3 separate regions of the Homo sapiens genome follow, and regions 2 and 3 are each linked to region 1. Evidence: chromatin loops called from intact Hi-C (ENCODE). Cell type or tissue: PC-3. All regions are shown on one strand. Region 1 overlaps LOC101927609 (a long non-coding RNA gene). Region 2 has its middle 44 kb from the start of AGR3. Region 3 overlaps LOC107986772 (a long non-coding RNA gene).

What was found. Hi-C counts contacts between places; a loop is a spot of excess contacts. Peaks named below come from ENCODE experiments on the same cell type or tissue, not always from the same donor. Only the 100,000 strongest peaks of a DNase experiment are listed, where the experiment ranks them.
Region 2: it touches region 1 in a loop (9-fold over the local background); 1 of 110 quality-filtered maps calls a loop at or near these places.
Region 3: it touches region 1 in a loop (3-fold over the local background); 1 of 110 quality-filtered maps calls a loop at or near these places.

What each region holds. Positions count from the first base shown.
Region 1 is chr7:17,274,251-17,279,250 of GRCh38, reverse strand. The region is part of intron 5 of LOC101927609 (a long non-coding RNA gene); the gene reads left to right. Among named protein-coding and RNA genes, the nearest start is that of AHR, 22 kb to the left of the region's middle. In PC-3, no CTCF peak of the experiment used is centred here; DNase peaks (open chromatin) are centred at 2,940 and 4,490; H3K4me3 peaks cover 1,565 bases; H3K27ac peaks cover 3,147 bases.
Region 2 is chr7:16,923,361-16,928,360 of GRCh38, reverse strand. No RefSeq gene overlaps it. Among named protein-coding and RNA genes, the nearest start is that of AGR3, 44 kb to the right of the region's middle. In PC-3, CTCF peaks have their summits at 1,696 and 1,895 (motif pointing left); DNase peaks (open chromatin) are centred at 90, 1,290, 1,830 and 4,930; H3K4me3 peaks cover 1,194 bases; H3K27ac peaks cover 3,568 bases.
Region 3 is chr7:17,182,871-17,187,870 of GRCh38, reverse strand. The region is part of intron 1 of LOC107986772 (a long non-coding RNA gene); the gene reads right to left. The region is part of intron 6 of LOC101927609 (a long non-coding RNA gene); the gene reads left to right. Among named protein-coding and RNA genes, the nearest start is that of AHR, 110 kb to the left of the region's middle. RefSeq lists an enhancer at 1,880-1,949. In PC-3, no CTCF peak of the experiment used is centred here; DNase peaks (open chromatin) are centred at 2,040 and 2,330; H3K27ac peaks cover 2,050 bases.

The DNA of each region.
Region 1 (5,000 bases):
TAAATACAGTAGCTGTATTTAGCATATTATATTTCCCATATTGACATTACAACAATTGGCAAAACTGCATACATTGTGAAGCATGAGCTAAGAAAACTAACCACGGTAATTTCCCAAAGCTAGATTTGTAAAGGGCATGTAAGTGATGTTTGATAAAATAAATACCAACCTGCAAAGTCAATTGTGTGACAACAAACTTTGGAACTTTCTAATTCTCTTTAAATTGATCTATAAATTTGCAATAGGCACTGATCTGTAAAGTGAAAAAAATGAATATAAAAAGTTTATCTCTTCAGCCTTAAGAAATATTCAACTCTACAATTTGTTGCTAAAAACCAAACATTTGCTAGACACCATATTAAGGTTCAAGGTTTATAAAGGAAGCAATACATCAGATAATATATATACCTTCCATGAGAAGAATAAGAAAAAAGCAAGAATGCCAGAATTTAATTTAGCATTATTCTCCATTCTATACCTATTGGGATGCTCTTAGGACATATCTAAAGACCAGTGGTCTCTCTGTTACCTTGAACTCTCCTCTCTAAATGCTCTGCTTATTCAAGCCTTTGTTAAAGCATAGGTGGTAAATTCTGCCTATTTTAGGAAGGAGTAGACTGGTCTAGGTGTGCTTGAGGCGGCATTTATTATTCCCTGGCTTTCTGCTTCTGGGATATGGCAAACACTAAAATATTGTTAACCAATCAAAATTCAAGGACTAAAATTCATGACCCTCAAGTATTCCAAATTAGATTTATCATGATTCTTGATTCATCATACATTTCATCATTGGTTCACGAGACTCACTGGAAGTTCTTCCTCAGGTGAAACCCTACAGTCCCCAGCAACTTAGGGAGTCTGGTCACCCTAAGTCATATCCTTCATTTTTAAAAATTTAACCTTAGAGGCTGGGTGTGGGGGCTCACGCCTGTAATCCCAGCACTTTGGGAGGTCAAAGTGGGGGTGATCACCTGAGGTCGGGAGTTCGAGACCAGCCTGACCAACATGGAGAAACCCTATCTCTACTAAAAATACAACATTAGCCAGGTGTGGTGGCATATGCCTGTAATTTCAGCTGCTTGGGAGGCTGACTCAGAAGACTCACTTGAACCCAGCAAGCGGAGGTTGCGGTGAGCCCAGATCGCGGCATTGCACTCCAGCTTGGGCAACAAGAGCGAAACTCTGTCACACACACACACACACACAAAACAAAATAACAACAACAAAAAGAAACAAAACAAAAAAACAGAAAAAGAAAAAGAAAAAAAATTAAGCTTAGCGTCAATAGCTACCATTTCATTCATAGTATTACTGGGTTCTCAATACATGTCACATTCTCTTCTTTGTCTCTTTTTTTTCCTTATTTTGGAGAACAGGATCTTGCTATATTGTCCAGGCAAGTCTCAAACTCCTGGGCTCCAGCTATCTTCCTACCCCTCCCTCCATAAGAGCTAAGATTACAGGCATGAGCCACCACACCTGGCACATGTCACATTCTCTTCTAACACTTCAGGTAGATACTATTGTTAACCCCACTTTACTAAATAAAGAAACTGAGCACTGAGATTCTAAGTAACTGGCCACAGTTTTCACAGTTAGGGTAGATTCCAGAATCCACATTTTAAAGCACTTTGAGCTGGGGCCTGGAAACAAATTAAATAAAACATCAGTGTATTCATTAATGTGTCTGCTTGTTTTCACTGGCAAAACAAACATGTATGTTGCAGCTGGCATTGTTGGATTGAAATAGAATAGTATATTTCTAATGTTAACAGAGTTTTCGTGTAGCTATCATTTTAAATGATGTGACCATGTTTAAACTGTCCTTATTTGAATAATGTAGCCCATTGCAAAATTGTAATAAATAGTATGTTTTTTTCAGCTACCTTATAGAGCAAAGAAGTAGCTTATTGGAAACACATATTCTAGCCTTTAAGATTAATCCGTATTATTTTAGGATTGGGGCTTTAGAAGAAAGTATAATATTTTCATGACATTAGGACTAGTTCTAATTTTATAGCTTGAATCTCATTTGCCTTTGCCCTGTTAAAGATCATTATCTTTTTTTCTTTAAATGTACTTACACCTATGTTGAGACCATTTGTGATCCTGTACTTCTTCCTGTGATGGTTTATTTAATGCCCATCCGTTTCAGTAGACTGTAAGCTCCTCAGGGAAAGGATCCTATTTGTTGTGCTCAGCATTTTATTATCAGTGCCTGACACAGAGTCTGGTATATAGTGGGCACCCAATAAATATTTGTTGAATAAAATAATGCCTGAGGAACTGAATTAATAGACAAACATAAAGAAGTTTTAAAAGCCTTGAGTCAGAAGTGAAAAAATATAGCTGCCGAGAATTAAAAAAAACGACTTTAAAGTTTTAGAAGTATAAATTAATGCAATAAAATGATTTGGAATGTAAAATTAATGTTATTTTATTATTGCAGTTAACATTTATTGGGTACTTACTATGTGCCAAATACTGCGCTAAATGTGTTTTTAAAAATTTAATCCTAATAAAAATAATCTATGAAGCAGGTGCTATTATTGGCCACAGTTTTACATACGAGGAAATGAACCTTTGAGTGGTTAAGCAACTTTATTATGATCTCTCTGCCAGCAAGTAGTGGAACTGAGATAGCTATGCTAATACCAAGTGCTTCCACAGAACTCTGTACTTCCCTCATTATACTCCTCAAACTTCTTTGTAATTGTTTGTCCGGTATCTGTCCTCCCCACTCTATGAAGGCACAGTGTGGGCCTATTAGATTTCACATTTTATTCTCAGAACCAAACAAAATACCTGGTATCCAATGGTAGTAGCTCAAGAATATTTGTCAAACAATATTTGCCAAATGAAGTCAGAGAATAAATAAGCTTATGAAACAAGACTTTAAAATTATGGAGAAAAATAAAAGATTGCTAACATTCTTCAAGGGTTACAACATAGATGCCTATTCCCTGAGATGATTACCCACAGTTGGCTTTTAAAGAGACTGCAGCTAGAAAGTACACAGAATGATACATATATTTGGCACAGAAGCCAGACTCTCCAAGTAAAGCAGCCAAGGGCTCTACATTGTTGGAAGCTGTGCCTCATGAAGGGAAGTAACTCTTTGGCAAAATCTAGAAATGACAACTAGAGATTTTGAATTAATACTTCATAAGAGTGAGGATGACCTTGGCATGAGGACATTATTAAATAAACTATCATTGTAGTGGGATGTTTCTCTCCACCTTCTTTATTCCCCATGGAACTGCTCCCAACCCAAATAAGAACAAACAAAGGACGTAGTACAGCTGCTATCAACTGTACCGATCCCACCCTTTTGTAACAGAGCACAGCCTAGGGCACATGATGCTTAATTTAGAGAGAATTCAAGTTAGAAGCAGATGAGAACTAACAGTTATATCAGATGGAACTGCTTAATATATTCAGGAACACTTAATATACTTAATCAAGTGAAAATTGGCACTGCGGGTTTTTTGTACAGATCACTTATAAGTAGGTTTATCTGGAGGAAGATTAACCAGGGCATGATGGTGAGTGGATGGATGGATGGGTGGGTGAATGGATGCAGGTAATGACAACAGATAATAGAAAGGAAGGCATTTACCAAGAAAACAAAGAATAAATAATACAATTGAATAATCCTTTCTTCAAATACATTTTAAAGTAGGAGTAAAGATGACTATATGTTTGACATATAAAAAAAGAAATTTCTAGTGTTTTTTAAAATGGTATATTGGAGAGGAGCACAATTTAGTCAGTATGACAATGACTTTGGCTTTAGACATAAGTTAGCATATAGCAAAGATCTAAGAGAACAGGTGGAGTTATAAGATTAGAAGGTTCATGAGTGATCAGGAATAAAGACCAAGATTTGGGGATCATTAACATTGACATGGTCACTGAAGCCATCAGCATAGATAAATTTGCCAAGAGAAGAGAGCAACAAGACCAGTAAGCTTTAGAAATACCCACAGAAAAGAGACAAGAGGATAAGTTATAATTAGAGGAGTGGTCAGTGTTGGTCGGAAAGTTTGTTGTTCAGGATGATGGAAGCCAAATTATGGAAGAGTTTCAAGAAGGGCAAGAGTTAAACTTGTGTAATATGACCAAGGAATCAAGAGGGAGAAGATTAAGGAAAGACATTTGAATTCGTCTAAAAGGAAAGTCCCTGACGTGCAGAATATTGGCATATGGAAAGCAGCCAAAAAGCAGATTAAACAGTGAGAAAGTTAAAGGAGGTGGTAAGCATACACTACTTATTTTAAGGACTTTGGGTATAAAAGAAAGGAAAGAAGTATAATGGTGGGAAATGTTAAGGGCATTAGGTTAACAAAATAAAAGGATACTGATATAATAAAGAAGAATCTAATCTTCTTGAGTTAGAAACTACTCCCTCATAGTAAATTAGTAGCTGTGGGAGGCTCAGAAACTCTGTGAGGGCACTAGAGTATTGTTCCCTGCAGTGTAGTTGCGGTGCCTCACAAACCATAGAGGCTATTAATCATAGCTTTAGGAAAACCACTTCCTGTCACATTGGAGAGACTCGATAGGAAATAAAGAGACCATTATATGAGACAGAAGCAGCAGTGTCTGCTTTTCTAGAAGGAATATATATTTAAAGATAACTGTCAAATCAATTTGCAGAAAGTTAATCTGCTGTTAGATTTTAAGCCACTGGGCCATTCCTGTATCGTCGTTATGCCTCAGTTTCTTCATTTGAAAAATAAGGAGTTTATCTTAGTCTATTCTGTGTTGCTATAATGGACTACCTGAGGCTAATTTATAAAGGAAAGAAGATTATTTTCCTTATAGTTCTACAAACTGTATTAGAAGCATGGCACTGGCATCTGCATCTGGTACAGACCTCAGATTCCGTCCACTCATTGTGGAAGGTGAAGGGGAGCCTGAGTGCAAGAAATCACATGGTGAGAGAGACAACAAGAGAAGAAGGGAGGTACCATGCTCTTTTTTAACAACCAACTCTC
Region 2 (5,000 bases), 350 kb after region 1:
AGGGCAAGAGTCCTGTCTCAAAAAAAAAAAGAAAAAAGAAAAAATTCATTCCTTTGACAAATATTGACAGAGGACTTTTTGCCAAGAACTATGATTCACGTCAGGAATGTACACATAAGGTAGGCAGGTACAATCCCTGCTTACTTTTTAGAGAGGAAAAATGATGATGGTGATAATGACAATGATTTCTCAATTATTTACTAATGCAACAGATATTCATTGAGTGCATAATATCTGCCTCTACTGGACCCTTGAAATATAGGGTCTTTCATGGAGCTTAAATTATAGTGGGAAAGAGATATCATCAATAAAAACAGATAAATATATACAAAAAATTTTAAATACTGTGGAGATAGATTAAGCAGGGCAATGGGACAGGGAATGGAATACTAGGGGGCCTGGCCTGAGTTTATGAAGCATAGTCAGGGAAGCCCTCCCTAAAGGAAGGAAAAGAGAAGAAGGTGCAATTAGCAAGGGAGGAATGTTCTACCACCCAGATGCAGTGTTGATTAAAATAGCACTAATAATAGTTAATATGCATTGATATTTTATTATGTACTAGGACAGGTTCTACACACTTTGCTTGTTTTCGTGTGTTAATTCTTTATGACAAACAACCCTATCAGGTAAATAGTAAGCTCACTTTCTAGATGAGAAAACTGAGTTTTAGAGAAGTCACATTATTTTCAGAGTCCCTAATTCATAATATTTAGAGTCACAATTTGAATGCAAGCAGATAAAATTCCTTTTAAAAATAAGTAAACAACAACAAAGGACAAACTTTAATGACTGGATAAATACTATGAATAAAACAAATAAAGGTCCAGAAATAACGAGGGAACCACTTAAGATAAGGTCAACGGGAAAGACTTCTATGAGAAGAACACACTTCACCTGAAAACTGGAGGATAAAGAGGATGGTTCAGAGACAGACCTGGGCAAGGCAAACCAGGGAAGAGTGAGGAGCGTGTGTCTACATCCTGCAGCCAGAAGAAGCCAGGCAGGTTGCAGGAGCTTCAAGAAATCAGGACCCTGGAGCCCAGAGAATGGAGAGAAGCATTCTGAGAGATGAAGGCAGAGAAATGAGCAAGAGGCATGTTATGTCAGCCTAATCGAGTCTGGATTTCATCATAAACCATTGGGAAGCCATTTTTTAAGGACATTATCTGGTTTTCCTTTTAAAGAATATCACTTTTGCTTCTGTGTGGTAAAGGAACTAGATTTTCCTGGACAGTTGATAGAAAATGTGTTATTGGGGCATTTTTATGACTCACTGTTTAACTAACAACATAAAGACAGACAAGGTACAGTAAACAGCCCTCAAGGTATGTACAGGTCATACATGATATATAAATCTTGGTGTCCAATGTTTACTTATAAATAAAGCAAAGTTTTTTAAAAAAACTTCCCTGCTGTGCTCATTTCATTTTGTTAAATAGACCCCTCATGCAAAAGGTGTATTTGGCCTGTGTTCCCTAGGATTTCTGGATCCTTGCTGTCATAAATTTACTGAGTGAGGAAGAGAATATGTTCCTTTTCCCTTGTGACCTTCATTCTATAATGTTATCATTTATCTAACAATAGAAGGTCATTAGAATGCTAGTTACGGTTTGCTTGGACTTGACATATCCAAATGCCTTTTAGCCACACATTAGATGTACGATTCTCTGTGAGAAGAGGTTGTTGACAGAAGACTTTTCTGGATCTGTGCAAACAAACTCCACCTCTGTCTGTTTTTGCAGGAATGTTCAATGTTTTATAGCACACTGTGGTTTCGCATTTAGGATCAAATTTGGAATGGAACCGCTTTCTGTTCAGTAAAGCAGAACTAAAATGTTACAACTGTGAAGATTCATATCCTTTGGAAGAGAGCTGCCCTGTCATGAGCACCACCAAGTGGCCTGTACAGCTCCTACAGTCTCCCAAGATGTTACTTGATTGAAAGGTTCTAATCCAAAAACTTGACCAGCTGTTTTATACAGAGTACCTGTTTTTAAGCATACCTTTCAATGACTCAGAGAATCCATTTGTTAGACTTCCACAAAATTTAACCAAAAAATAAGAATTGCTGCTGCCATCTGAAATCCCAAATGTGGGGCCTAAAAAATGCTGTTGGATGCACTACACTATATTATCACACGTGTATACATTGATATAAGGGAACTAAAAATAAGCCAAAAACTTGAGGGCATCTCTGCCTCCATGGATGCAAGCTGGCCCCATTTCACACAGCTGTAGAAATAAATTGCTCTCTGTTCCTGAGATGCAACCCAACTTTACTGAGCAGCTGTAACCTAGGAACAGGAAGGAGATGAATTGCCACTATTCTTACTTTCACATTAAAACATTTCTCATCTCCTATGTGTACAAACACGAGGCTGAAAGATTTTTCACATTGACAACTTGCCTGATTTTTTTTTTTAACTATACAAAAACTAGGTTAGGTACAACACTAGAAAATGTGACCTCTGCCTTTGAGAAGATGAGACTCAAAGGACAATGCTACCACGTCATCATTCCCTTCTCTGGTTACAAATGCAAAATGTGTGCTGTGGGGAAGAGGAGAGGGCTGCTGGATGGCCTTTGGTGAGAAGAGTAAGCTGAAAGTGATACTTCAAAGAACGTCTTCCAGAGCCTCCATCCCTAGCCCTGTCCATCCAAGTCATGGCTCACTCCCATTCTGACAAACAAAAAACAAATTATAATTGGTCAAGATCTGTTCAATATTTTAGGAATTTTAACTTACTTTAGGGTCAAAGAATGTTGACTGGAAATCATTTCTGTAAGTAATAAACAAAGGATTACGATTTCATGAAGCAATTAGTAACAAATGCCATTAGAGTAGAAGAAGCCTGTCATAACGCACTTGAAAGGTATTTAAGAGTCAGAAGTATCACTATTGTTTTTAAAAATACACTTGACAAGCCTTAAAATTTTTTACAAAAGAAAAATATACATACGTAGTCAGTTTAAACAGATTTCTAAATAGACAGTGATTAAAAGTTGCATAAAAATATATATACATAGTCAGTTTAAACAGATTTCTGAATAGGCGGTGATTAAAAGTTGCATAAGCCCTCAGGTAAAGAACTGGAGACCTGACAGGTGCCCAATTTGCCTGAGGACACAGAGCAAGGAAGCAGTAAAGTCCTGTGATGCCACCTTTGCATTCATGTGGTATTCTGCAGTTTACAAAATGCTTTCAGGTCCTTTTGTCCCCTTCATTTGAACCTTACAAAAATGCTGTAATGTAGAGTGCACATCATCCCTTTAAAGTTAGAGACTGTGATTATGCTCTCAGAAAGAGTAAAGATTTGGTAGTGGCTGAGTGGCTGAGGGCTAGAACCAGGCCAGGGTTACCTCATTCTGCAATAATTTGCATTGACTTTATAGTTTTCAACACACTATAGTGTTTCATTTATTTCTCCCATATGGGTAAAGCAAACATCTTTCCTAATTAACAAGTAAAGAAATTGGCCATACAGAGAGAAAGCAATTGGCCCAAGGTGCAGAATAGTTGGAGCTAGGAGTAGAACCATATCTCCTGAATCCTCACTTGCTTTCTTCCTACTATTCTCTACTGCCACCTTCGAGATCCTAAGTCATCTATTGCAAGACTCAAAGCTGAAGTCAGACTTTAAAGCTAGACTTTAGGCCAGGCACGGTGGCTCATGCCTGTAATGCCAGCACTTTGGGAGGCCAAGGCAGGCAGATCACCTGAGGCCAGGAGTTCAAGGCCAGCTTGGCCAACAGGGTGAAACCCCGTCTCTACTAAAAATACAAAAAATTAACGAGGTGTGGTGGCAGGGGCCTGTAATCCCAGCTACCAGGGGGCTGAGGCAGGATAGTCGCCTGAATCTGGGAGGCGGAGGTTGCAATGAGCCGAGATCACGCCATTACACTCCAGCCTGGGCAACGAGAGCAAAATTCCTTCTCAAAAAATAAATAAATAAATAAATAAATACAAAAAATCAGCCAGGCATGGTGGCGTGTGACTGTAGTTCCAGCTACTCGGGAAGCTGAGGCAGGAGAATCACTTGAACCCAGGAGGCAGAGGTTGCAGTGAGCCAAGATCACACCACTGCACTCCAGCCTGGGTGACAGAGTGAGACTTTGTCAAAAAAAAAAAAAAAAAAAAAAAAAAAGGCAGACTTTAAAGAAAAAATGTCTATAAGATTAGTTGGAAAGCAATAAAGAAGGGAGAGGTGGGGATTTCTAAAACTGTATCCATGAACTTAGACAACTGCCACACATCGTGTTAGTCACAAATATTGAACTAAGAAAAAATATGTTGCCCTATAAAATGGCAATGTATCAGAAGATTTTATATCTAGTAGCAAAATGACTTAAGAGAGATAAAAATTCCAGAACTACTTCTTCACAACTGCTGAATGGTCAGTTCTGAAGGTGAGATTTGCACTTTCATATAAGGCAAAGTGTGATGGGTAATCTCGGGCAGCCCTGGACGTGGAAAGAACCTTCAGTGTGAAGCAAACTGCTGAGATCCATGATCACAAAGCTCTTGTAGAAACACATGTCAGAAAACCTGGTTCCAGCTCGATTCTGCTACCTGGGAGTTAATCAATTACTCTCTACATCATATTGTAAAATGATATAAATGATCATAACAGTTACTTCCTTTACGCCAAACAAACCGCTTGCTTACATTCTGTCCAACATTCTTCACACAACCCCATAATGTAAGTATTATACTCATTCCCATTTGACTAACCCAATACCTAGAGAAGTTGTTATACTCAGAGGCATTGTGGTCTGATTCTAAAGGTAATTCCTTTAACCTGCCTTACTGGAAAGTAATTTGTTTTCCTTGGTAAAGTAATAAACTAGTATTCTGGTTTTACATATTTGTCTTTCATGAGTTCTGTTTGTGAATCAGTCCCCTCAAACCCAGCTTCAAGGATAATGCCAAATTTCTGACATTGCAGAGCTGAAGACTACATCCCAAAGCACAGTAACAGTGAAACTTACGTTAAATGGCC
Region 3 (5,000 bases), 91 kb after region 1:
CACAATATAATGTAGTTTTATAACTAAAGTAATTTTACTACAACCTATTTGTTGATATTCATGTTCAACAATTTTTTAAAAAGCATAGAAATATGCTATCCTGGTTTTTTAGAAAAGGTTTATTAGACATTCAGTTTCATGAGGAAATTGATAGGAAAATTTTCCAAGTTTTGATTCATTGTAATTTTGACTAATTGCTCTCTTGCTGTGAAGATGTGAAAATCTCCAGCTTTACTCACCTCAGCATTGGGGTGAATTAATATGCTTATATTTAGATGGTTCTACATTCTACAATCTGATTTTTTAGAGGGATATATGAGCCATTTGAGACCATAATTTTTTTCTGACAAAAAATAATTGACAAATTCCTTTAGTATCATGGATTAACTTCTAGAAATTATTAAGAACACCCCCCTCATAACCCCCCTGAAGCTCATAGAGTTTTGCTAAAGAGCAAGAAATTATTGAGACATATGCAGTGGTCAGCTCAGTTTCCTTCTCCCCCACCCACTTGATGGCAGGCAGGGTGCTCCTAATCAGACCTTACAGTATATATCTAGTAAGAGCCAATCAGATGACTTATTTGATGACTCTGTGAGCCTGTCATGTAATAAAGCTGATTCCTTTTCTCCTACCAGAAAACATGACTGAAACTGATGGCTTAGAGCTAAGTGAAAAACATATTAAACATGTATGAACCATTTGGGGCAAATTCCGTTTGATCCTGATGTATCATTATAACTTGAATTTTCTATCATCTTTGTTAAAGATTTATGATTTAATGACTTAAAGCCAATCTTAGTATGTCAATAAAATATGAAACTTTAATAATCAACAACAACAACAGTAACAAAAAACCTATTTACTTCTATTTTACTTGGATAAAACAAGGTGTAAAGGTCCCAGGTGATGGCAGTGTGGTCCCACATGTCCTGGCCAGGAGATATCAGGATGGGGATAGAGGTCGGGAATCTGGGCAGACCCCTGAAGCTGGTGGAAGTTGAAAAATGGATGGACAAAGGAGAAGCCAAGTAGAGGGAACCATGGAGCCAAGTGTCCAGAAAGCAGAGCCAGGATAAGGAGATGATCTGAGGATCTGTAAGTTTCATATTATCAAGCCAGTCATGATTGGAACATGAGATAAAAGCAAGTCTAAATGAGAAGGCACTAGTGTCAGAGAGAAAAGCCAGCAGTTTTCAGGGTACTGCTGCAGAGCCGTGTAAGTGGTGGGGCCAGGACAGTGCTAAGAATCTGTGACAGAGCTGGGACTCAAAACCAGGATCCAGGGCTGGACACTTGAGGGTCAACAGGGCCAGGGCTGAACCCACAAAAAGAATGCTTGTAAGGCTGTGTGTCTGAACTACTGGATATACTCCCAATATTTTCTCTAGCCCTTAGTAACCTGTCACCCTGAGACAGGACATGCAGGCCAGGGCTGAGCAGACATGTGAGGGCTTAATAGGGATGACTTCTGCGTTTAGAAAATTAGGAGACAAAGATAGAGACAGGCCAAGTGTAGAGGGATAATCTCAAAGACCACATCTGAGAAATGAGGCCCCTTTTTATAGATTTTGCTTTTCTTTAAAAGTATAAATCCTTTTCTTAAAAAGTGTAAATCTTGTCAGCTTCAAGGAAGAAACCTACTACCATTAACCTTTTCAGTTTTCCTCCCAGTTACAATCCAAGCAAAGCCAATTCACAGCGAAGCTGAGAAGTTTAGAAAGTTTGCCTTCTGTCTTATTCTCTCATTTTTGCAGCATTTTCTTCTCTCTGGTATAGTTATTTAATATATCCTGGTTGCTTCACCTCCCCGCCTCAAAACAGAGTAGGAGTTAAAAGCCATACTGTATGCTTTTGATTGAATAAGTGGCTATAATCTACTGCAGTGTAGTCTTAATGTGTTACCTCAAACGTAAGTTTTATTTTCAACAGGGTAGGCTTTTTTTTTCTAATTGCTTAAAGATATGAACCTTACCCTTAAGAAGGGGAAGTGGAATGAACCATATGAGTCAGTCAAAGATAGTCCACAGGAGGCCAGTCCGACCAAATCACATGTTAGACATACACTCTTGGAAACTGAAGAAAGCACGGAGAAAGCCATGACCTATTTTTTATTTTGTTGGAACTTGAAAGTTTTTTTTTAAATGAAAGTACTAAAGAACTCCAAAAATACATAGTAATGATAAAACAATCATATATCTATTATCAGGAAGCATAAAAATCATACAATAATCTAGTCCAGAGAGCATCATTACTTTGTCATCATTACTAAGTATTCCTTTTATAAGTAAATGTCAGTTCCTGCAACATTAGATAATTGTAGTTTAGAAATGAGTAATCTAATTTATTGGCCATGGCAGAGATTCAGCTCTTTGAAAAAGCATAGTCATTTTTAACCTTCTCATTGTTTATTGTTATGCATCTGACAATGGGATTTAATTTTTAGATATTTAAGCCTTTTCCTTATGCAACAATACCCCAAAGGCAGTCATTTCTGATGGTATTTGGAATCCCAAATCTTAATTCTTTTCCAGGAACAATGGAAATAAACAACCGATTTTAGGTGTTTCCCTATTTCCTTATTAAATAAAACCTTTTCACTTTGGCAGGCCTGCACTCTCTCTGTGAATGCTGGTTTATTTCCCCATTAATTGTCTTTCTAATTTTAATTAAACAGCCTTAAAGTGGCAGCAAAAGACACCTTTAATGTTTGTTAGTTCTGTTACTCTAGAAAGAAAAGAAGGTTTAATGTATTGCTTTAAATTCAACACACACACATACTTCTGATTGGGTAACACTAGGCTTTAAAGTACTTAAACCGAAAAGTAATTTCAAAATAAACATTCCTTTACTCTTTGGACTATTTGAAAATAAGCTGCCAGCATGACTGCCAAATGTCCCCTCTGAGTCTACATGTACATAAAAATATTTACCAAACCGTTGAGTCCACATCTCTATGAGGACAACATGCCATTTCTGATATGAGCTCTGGGGACTTAATGGCAGATATTTAGTTCTCAGCTGTCTTTAGCACATCCAATCCAATATAGTTGCGTATTACTTCTGTCTTTGGAGACAACCTAAATGATCTTACATTGTTAGAAATCTGTATCATTTAGATAAATAAATTTCAGATGTCACCTTTTTTCTTGGTGCCATTATGGTTATTTATAGTCCCAAATGAATTGTTGCAAATATACATTATAACTTTTATAATACATAAATTACAGTACATACATCTCTAAACTGGCTTGAGGTTAATTTTTAAATTGAATCTAGCAATGTGTGAATTTTCAAAATAGATTTAATGTTTTACATGAAAATTTGTTTAACTGCTAAGTTCATTTTTAATTCATTAGTGTGCTTGATATACTATCTTTAGAGGCAATTATTTTAACGACAAATTACATTAAATCAACAAATAATTTTTTTAAGCATCAGGGATTTCCTCTTTAACACTTTTATTGATTTATAATTAAGCCTATCAAAAAGACATTTGTTAAATGAGACTACAAGAACTCACAGATCCCATTTCTGAGTATAACATATTCATTTCATATTGACCTGCTTTCTTGTTCTCAAAAATTGTTTTTGCCCAACTTTGCTTAGAGGATTGCTTTTTATCACAAGCTATACTTAGGCTGTCATATTGAAAGAATATTTTAAATGCCACATTTAAAGTGACAAAGTTGGCAAGCCCAGAAAGAAACAATAGTGCTAAGAGCAAACAGATGTCTGTATCTGGGTGAGAGCTTTTCTCTCTAGAGGCAAATAAAATAGATAATAACCCTAAGTTGCCAGAATTTGACATGGTGAGCCAAAACCTATCAGGAGACAGTGAAATTAATTTATACAAGTCAGAAAGTAGTTTTTGAATGTATGGCAAACGCTTTGGTTTTGACTTTAAATGCCTATTCTGATCACTTTCAGATTGTTTCTGGCACACTCTAGATAGAAATTGTTCCAGCTAATCAGACCATTAGCAACTGGGTCAACCTTCTGAATCATACATCTTTGGAACTGCTTGTATTCATTTAGTTTGTCACATGCATTCTGTTTGTGATTTATTGAGCATTTTTTTGGTAAGAGCTCGATAGTTTTTAAGAGGCACTGTGTCATTTCTCAAAAGAATTATACTTCATGAGCACTAGCACAAGCTTCCCCAATTATGTGCTTTTAGCATATCCCCAAATTGGACTCTGACTGCATTTTTTTTTTCAGCAAAAGTACATACTTCATTTTTTTTTTTTTTTTTTTTTTTTTAGACGGAGTATCCCTCTATTGCCCAGGCTGGAGTGTAGTGGCTCAATCTTGGCTCACTGCAACCTCTACCTCCTGGGTTCAAGCGCTTCTCCTGCCTCAGCCTTCCTAGTAGCTGGGACTACAGGCACATGTCACCATGTCCAACTAGTTGTTTTTTGTTTTTTTGTACATTTTTTGTAGAGACGGGGTTTCACCATATTGGCCGGGCTAGTCTTGAACTCCTGACCTTGTGATCCACCTGCCTTGGCCTCCCAAAGTGTTGGGATTACAGGCATAAGCCACCGCACCCAGCCACATACCTCATTTCTCCAAGAACCCTCCTTTTCTGAGCTTCTTAACATCCACAGTCATTCCCTTCTATAGAATATACAGAAATGAGGTTAGCATTGCTTCAGGCAACCAGTCATTGCAAATAGCGTTCCTACCCCTTAGTATTATGTATACTGAAACAGAAAAGCAAGCATAAAATTTCATAAACATAAAAAGGGAACACTGCCTAAAACACACATTAATAAGTAATGTACTTAAAATATTCTGTGTGATTTTTATATTTGAGGGGTTTTTTTTTGTTTAAAATTTCTTTCTCAATGAAAACTAGTCAAATTAAAAAAGGAACGAACTAACTCAAACTTAGAAAAAAAATCTTATGAGAGTTTTCTCGTTCACATTCTGCTTTCAGAGGATGCTATAAATTTCACCTCTGCCTCTGTTCCAGAGGTATTTGGGGGATTGCAGTA